2 separate regions of the Homo sapiens genome follow, and region 1 is linked to region 2. The links are chromatin loops, found by intact Hi-C in ENCODE. Cell type or tissue: heart right ventricle. All regions are shown on one strand. Each heading gives the region's core, and the rest is flanking DNA. Links, peaks and the distances in the headings are about the cores only.

Region 1 (2,924 bases), core at 195-2,694, 53 kb before region 2:
ATTTCTTTATTTGCAGCAAACCAAAACCCGTATGATTGTTGTCAAGTAAGACTTCCCCTACATCATGTTTGTAAATTAGAATGTTAGCTATAATTATAAGAAATTGAAAAATTCATGTTGTCTAATCAATATTACATTTTAGCCAGTAGTTTCAGCCAGGATCTTGGTTCTCTCATTAAATATACTGGTAATCTTTTTCAATTTTGTGTCACCTGCAATTGTTAAACATATTTTCAGTATCTTTATCCAAGTTGTTGCTAAAAGTGATTGAACAGGGAAATCAATGTTTGTTCCCATCTGTGGGTGCTGTTAACAGCTTCGTATGTGTGTTTTACAGTCACATATGTAATTTTCCCTGTGCTTTTCTGTCTATATCATACACTTGTTGTATCCCCTAGTGATCTCTGAAGTTTTAAGCTGTCTTTGACCTATGATTCTGTACATCTCCTGATATTGACATAGCTGAATCTATTAACTAACTTCTAAAATGGAAACCAGGACACCTGGGGCTCAGCACTAGCCTTTCCCCAGTGTACTTAAGCCCTCTGTGGCTCCATTTTTCATACTTTTAAAACTGAGCAAATATTTGCCCTCTCCTTCCTTTCAATGATATGGTGAAAATGAATTTAAAGCAATTATAAAAAGGACATGTGTTCTTATAATTGGTAGCATATCATTTACAGAGAAATTCCTCATCTGGTCACTATCTAAGTAGCTAAACAACTAAACATTAGCAAGAGAAGTCTTTGAGCAGTCAATGTAAATGACACCAAGTCTATGCATTTATCATGTGCTTTACTCATAGACTCATACTTATTCACAGTCCCATTACATACACACATCTAACAAGCTTGTTTATTTCATTTCCCAGTCCACAGCCAAATAGAGGAAGAAAGTGGATGGAGACTGCCCAAAGTGGGTAAATTGAAAGTAGCAAGAAAAGGCCAGGTGCGGTGGCTCATGCCTGTAATCCCAGCACTTTGGGAGGCCGAGGCGGGCAGATCACGAGGTCAGGAGTTTGAGACCAGCCTGACCAACATAGTGAAACCCTGTCTCTATTAAAAATACAAAAAATTAGACAGGCGTAGTGGCGTGCACCTGTAATCCCAGCTACTTGGGAGGCTGAGGCAGGAGAATTGCTTGAACCTGGGAGGTGGAGGTTGAACTGAGCCGAGATCGCACCATTGTACTCCAGTCTGGGCGACAGTGCGAGACTCCATCTCAAAAAAAAAAAAAAAAAAAAAAAGTAGCAAGAAAATAATCATTTTGAAAGGTGAAAAAAAAAAAGACAAGAGAATTATAAAAATTAGAAACTCAAAAAGTAAAGAAGCCTGAGACCACTAATTAAAGGGGAAAGATAGCCTTAAACATCAGTTTTCAAGAACATTACTGAATTACAAGTTAATACTATAATTGATGTTCAAAATGATTATTCATTATTGTGTTGGACTTCCGTGTTTTCACATGCTCAGCATTCATTCTGCTCTCCTCTGGAGGCAGCACTATGATTTTTCTTCAGAAAATTACCCTTCCCAATTTGTATTCTGTTCCAAAGGAACCATCATGTAAGGAGCTTTCCCATCTCCTGAACAAGGCTGAGCTTATGGTCCAAGACAAGTCAGTCACCTTTTTGCAGGAATTTGGATGTTGAGCAGAGCCAACACAAAGCTACTGGGCTGGCTCATCCTTATGGTGGTATCCTGAATTCTTCCCTTCCACGTAGAACCCTGGAGCTGCATGGTCCCTGACCTTTTCAAGACTGGTTGTCCAATTTTCTTTTAATTTGGAAGACTACTTTAAAACATTCTAATAAAATATGTTAGTCAAAGGTGGTCTTTGGCTGCTCACAGCTTGTGTTTCATAACTGACACAGATTCATTAAAGGGATCAATTTTGTTCTATATGCAGTGTTCAAAAAGCCACAGATATTTGTAATAAAAATTAAAAATAGGCCAGGCATGGTGGCTAACACCTGTAATCCCAGCACTTTGGGAGGCAGAGGCAGGAGGATCACTTGAGCCCACCATTACGAAACCAGCTTAGACAACATAGTGAAACCCCATCTGTACAAAAATACAAACATTTAGCTGGGCATGGTGGTGTGTGCCTGTAATCCCTGCTGCTCGGGAGGCTTGAGGTGGGAGGATTGCCTGAGCCCAGGAGGTTGAGTCTGCAGTGAGCCATGATCACGCCACTGCACTCCAGCCTGGGTGACAGAACGAGACCCTGTGTTAAAACAAACAAAACAAAAAACCCCCCAAATTAAAAATATTTCCATCCAACTTGGTTAAAATAGAATTGAAAACCTTTAGCATTAAAGGGATGTTTCCATTATAAATAAGTTACTAATTTCCTAACCATACTAGATGAATGAGTTGTTATTGCATACAAATCCAAAAATTATTACATTTTATTGTAGCTTGAATATATCTTGGTGAACTCATTTTCTTAGAGTGGCTCTGGTTAGCTCTTTATTAAAATGACAACTGATGTCACAGAAGCTGCCTGAGGACACATCTAAAATGAACATGCTTTTAGTGGTGGTTAAAATACTTTGAACAGTCAACAAATATTTACAGCTCTTTTTGTGTAACGTGCTGTACTAAGTGCTGGGATAAAGCAGTGAACGGGGTGGACATAGCCTCAGAACTCCCGGAGCTTGTGGTCCAATAGCTCAGTAAAGGTCTACTGAATGAAAGGGAGACTTCCCTTTGCTCACAATGAGGTCATTCCTCATGTTTTTGCCAATGTATTTTTCCTGCCTGGATAATCCACCCTCTGACCTTTATCCACATCCTTTACCCATTTCTTTTTCAAGGTCCAGATCAAACAGCAAGTTCTCCACTAAGCCTCTAACAATAATAACACTGATGGCAGCTAAACATTTATTGAGCCTGATGCTAACCTCTTTACATGGATTACAT
Region 2 (2,924 bases), core at 186-2,685:
CCTCTCATACTACCTTAAATAATCTTTAAGCCAGTATTTGCAACACTGCAACAAAAATACATGGCTTTAGCATAGCACGTATTCTCTTTAAGTATTGTACATCTGGAGGAAATAAAAATGTGTTTGAAGGAAAACAAACATTGCACCTTTCCTATCAATTATTGTTCTTGAACAGTGCTGGCTACTTTTTAGCATAAAGTTGTGGGCAGAATGTTAAAAAATTGGTTTCAGGTCACTTCTGAGCCGCTGTGAAATTAAGCACAATAGCAGAGATGCCAATTTTAGTAATGCAGTTAGTTGCCTTGGAATGAATCCCAGAAAATAGCAGAGATTAACTAAACAGATAAACCAGAAATTAGGAATGGACACACGCACACACAAAAGTGTCTACAGTGAGTATGTACTGTGAAGGGTTAGTGTACTTCATACTTTCTTTTTGATTAGAAGAAAATGTCGGGTTGTTTTAGCAGACAGAGAATGTTACAGTAGCTTTTGTTGCTACTTCTAATGTTTTATCAGTAGCATTTTCAAGATTATTTGAAACTTAGTTATCACTAGTAAGGACAGGTTTAAGAATATTTCTGCCTCTTTTCGGTGGCTTGGATTCAAAATAATAAAACAATCTTTTCTCACCCACATGTACTTTGTATGCAGTTTGGGAGAGTGAAATGGATTTGAAGTACTCTTTTATGAGTACATTTTAACTTATTTTCAGTGACTTTTTGCCTTTGGGCTGGAAATGTCGTAAGTTACTCAGGCATTTATCTTCCCTCATATTCTCTGGTGAAGTAGAGATAGTCATCTCCGTTGAAACAGATGCTCAGAGATGTAAGTAAATTGCTTGTTGAGTGAACAGGGAATCGTAGAACTCAAATATACCCTGGTTGCTAAGTCATTTGGAAAACAACTGAAACTGGATGGATCCAACAGCTCACGGTCCACAGCCAACTCATTCATGGCTTGGGAGTGTCATCATGGGTGGCAGAGGCTCTGTTCCTCCTTTGTAATGTGGGGACTTACTCTCTCAGCAATTTACTGAGAAAAAAGTAATCTCTTCACACTTAGATCACTATTATAGGAACAAATGGTGTGTATTTGTGAAGTGCAATATTTCTGGGAGGTCTTGGAAATAAATACTAAAAGTATCCAGAAAAAAAAAAAAAAGAACTCTCTTGGCAGATATTGTACTGCATTTTTCATACTGAGAGCCAAACACACCCACTTAAAGAGTATGTCCTGTGGAGTTAAAAATGAAGAAAAAGGCTTATAGTCTGCTCTAATTCTTAAGACTTTATGTGATTTACAAATTCCAGTTTTAATTAAATTAGAAAGTTGCAAATGTTCACCTACTGGCCACACTCAGTATGTACAACCTTTTGGAGTTGCTCTTCAAATACGATCTGCTTATAGTTTGGAATATTCCTTCTCAAACATGTTTTTTGGAGTCTTGCTATGTTGCCCAGGCTGATTTAATACTTTTTGTGACTTAATAGTGATATTACCTGTTATCATCACACATAATCTTATTAATATTTAAAATATTTTAAAACTACAAATCTTATATAAATATAAATAAAATCTTTAAAACATTTGAACTGTAATGAATATAGAGAGAAGCATATAAAACAAATTTAATGGTTGACAGATAATATGATAAATCATTATAATAATTGTAAGGCAAATTTCTCATTATTCACCACCCCCAAAAAAAGAACATTGCAAATATCCCAAAACTTCTTGTTTGTTCCTTCTTCATCACAAATCTAATTTACCTTTTTTTAAAAAAAGAAAGTTATTTACTTATTTATTTTGAGACGGTGTCTTGCTCTGTCGCCCAGGTTGGAGTGCAATGGCTCGATCCCAGCTCACTGCAACCTCCGCCTCCCAGGTTCAAGCGATTCTCCTGCCTCAGCCTCCCAAGTATCTGGGATTACAGGCGTGTGCCTCCACACCTGGCTATTTTTTTTTTTTTTTTGTATTTTTAGTAGAGATGGGGTTTCACCGTGTTAGCCAGGATGGTCTCAATCTCCTGACCTCATGATCTGCCCACTTCGGCCTCCCAAAGTGCTGGGATTACAGGTGTGAGCCATCATGCCTGGCCCAAAAAAAGTTTTATATGATTATGGTAGGCATTAAATCATAGATTATTTTGCTTAACATTATGTTTATGAGATTAAGGGATTTCTTCTCTCTCCTTTAAAACAATATTTTTTGAAAGAGTTATCTCGGCTGGGCATGGTGCCTCACGCCTGTAATCCTAGCATTTTCGGAGGCTGAGACGGGTGGATCACAAGGTCAGGAGTTCAAGACCAGCTTGGCCAAGATGGTGAAATCCCATCTCTACTAAAAATATAAAAAAATTTATCCAGACCTGGTGGCAGGCGCCTGTAATCCCAGCTACTCCGGAGGCTGAGGCAGAGAATTGCTTGAACCTGGGAGACGGAGGTTGCAGTGAGCCAAGATCGCACCACTGCACTCCAGCCTGGGAGACGAGTGAGACTCTGTCTCAAAAAGAAAAAGAAAGGAAGGAAGGGAGGAAGGGAGGGAGGGAGGGAGGGAGGGAGGATTGTCTCTATTCCCTGTCTCCAATTATTCTCTTCACACTGTTAAAAAAAACTCATTCCTATTAATCTTGTTTTCAATATTCTGCTAAAACTACGTCAAGGTCTACTACTGTCAAGTTCACCAATGATACTACCTTTGCTCATCCAGTAGTCAGTTGTCAGTGTTCATTTTACTTCACTACTGGTAGCATTGTCACGGTTATTACTCTGCTCCTTGAAACAGTCCCTTACTGACTTCCAGGACACCATGCATTCTTGATTTTCCTCCTTCTTCACTGGCTGCTCCTTTCTGTCTCCTGTGCTAGCCTCTCCTCTTTTCTTAGAGGTTTTAACCTTGGAATACCTTAAGGTTTAGCTCTT

The links. A loop is a pair of places that touch in the nucleus more often than their neighbours do. Peaks named below come from ENCODE experiments on the same cell type or tissue, not always from the same donor. Only the 100,000 strongest peaks of a DNase experiment are listed, where the experiment ranks them.
Region 1: it touches region 2 in a loop (1.8-fold over the local background); 7 of 110 quality-filtered maps call a loop at or near these places.

Annotation. Positions count from the first base shown.
Region 1 is chr1:65,473,784-65,476,707 of GRCh38, forward strand. The region is part of intron 2 of LEPR (leptin receptor); the gene reads left to right. Among named protein-coding and RNA genes, the nearest start is that of LEPROT, 55 kb to the left of the region's middle. In heart right ventricle, for the core only: no CTCF peak of the experiment used is centred there; no DNase peak of the experiment used is centred there; H3K27ac peaks cover 745 bases.
Region 2 is chr1:65,527,012-65,529,935 of GRCh38, forward strand. All of the region lies in intron 2 of LEPR (leptin receptor), which reads left to right. Among named protein-coding and RNA genes, the nearest start is that of LEPROT, 110 kb to the left of the region's middle. In heart right ventricle, for the core only: a CTCF peak has its summit at 1,340; no DNase peak of the experiment used is centred there; H3K4me3 peaks cover 1,106 bases; H3K27ac peaks cover 912 bases; H3K27me3 peaks cover 887 bases.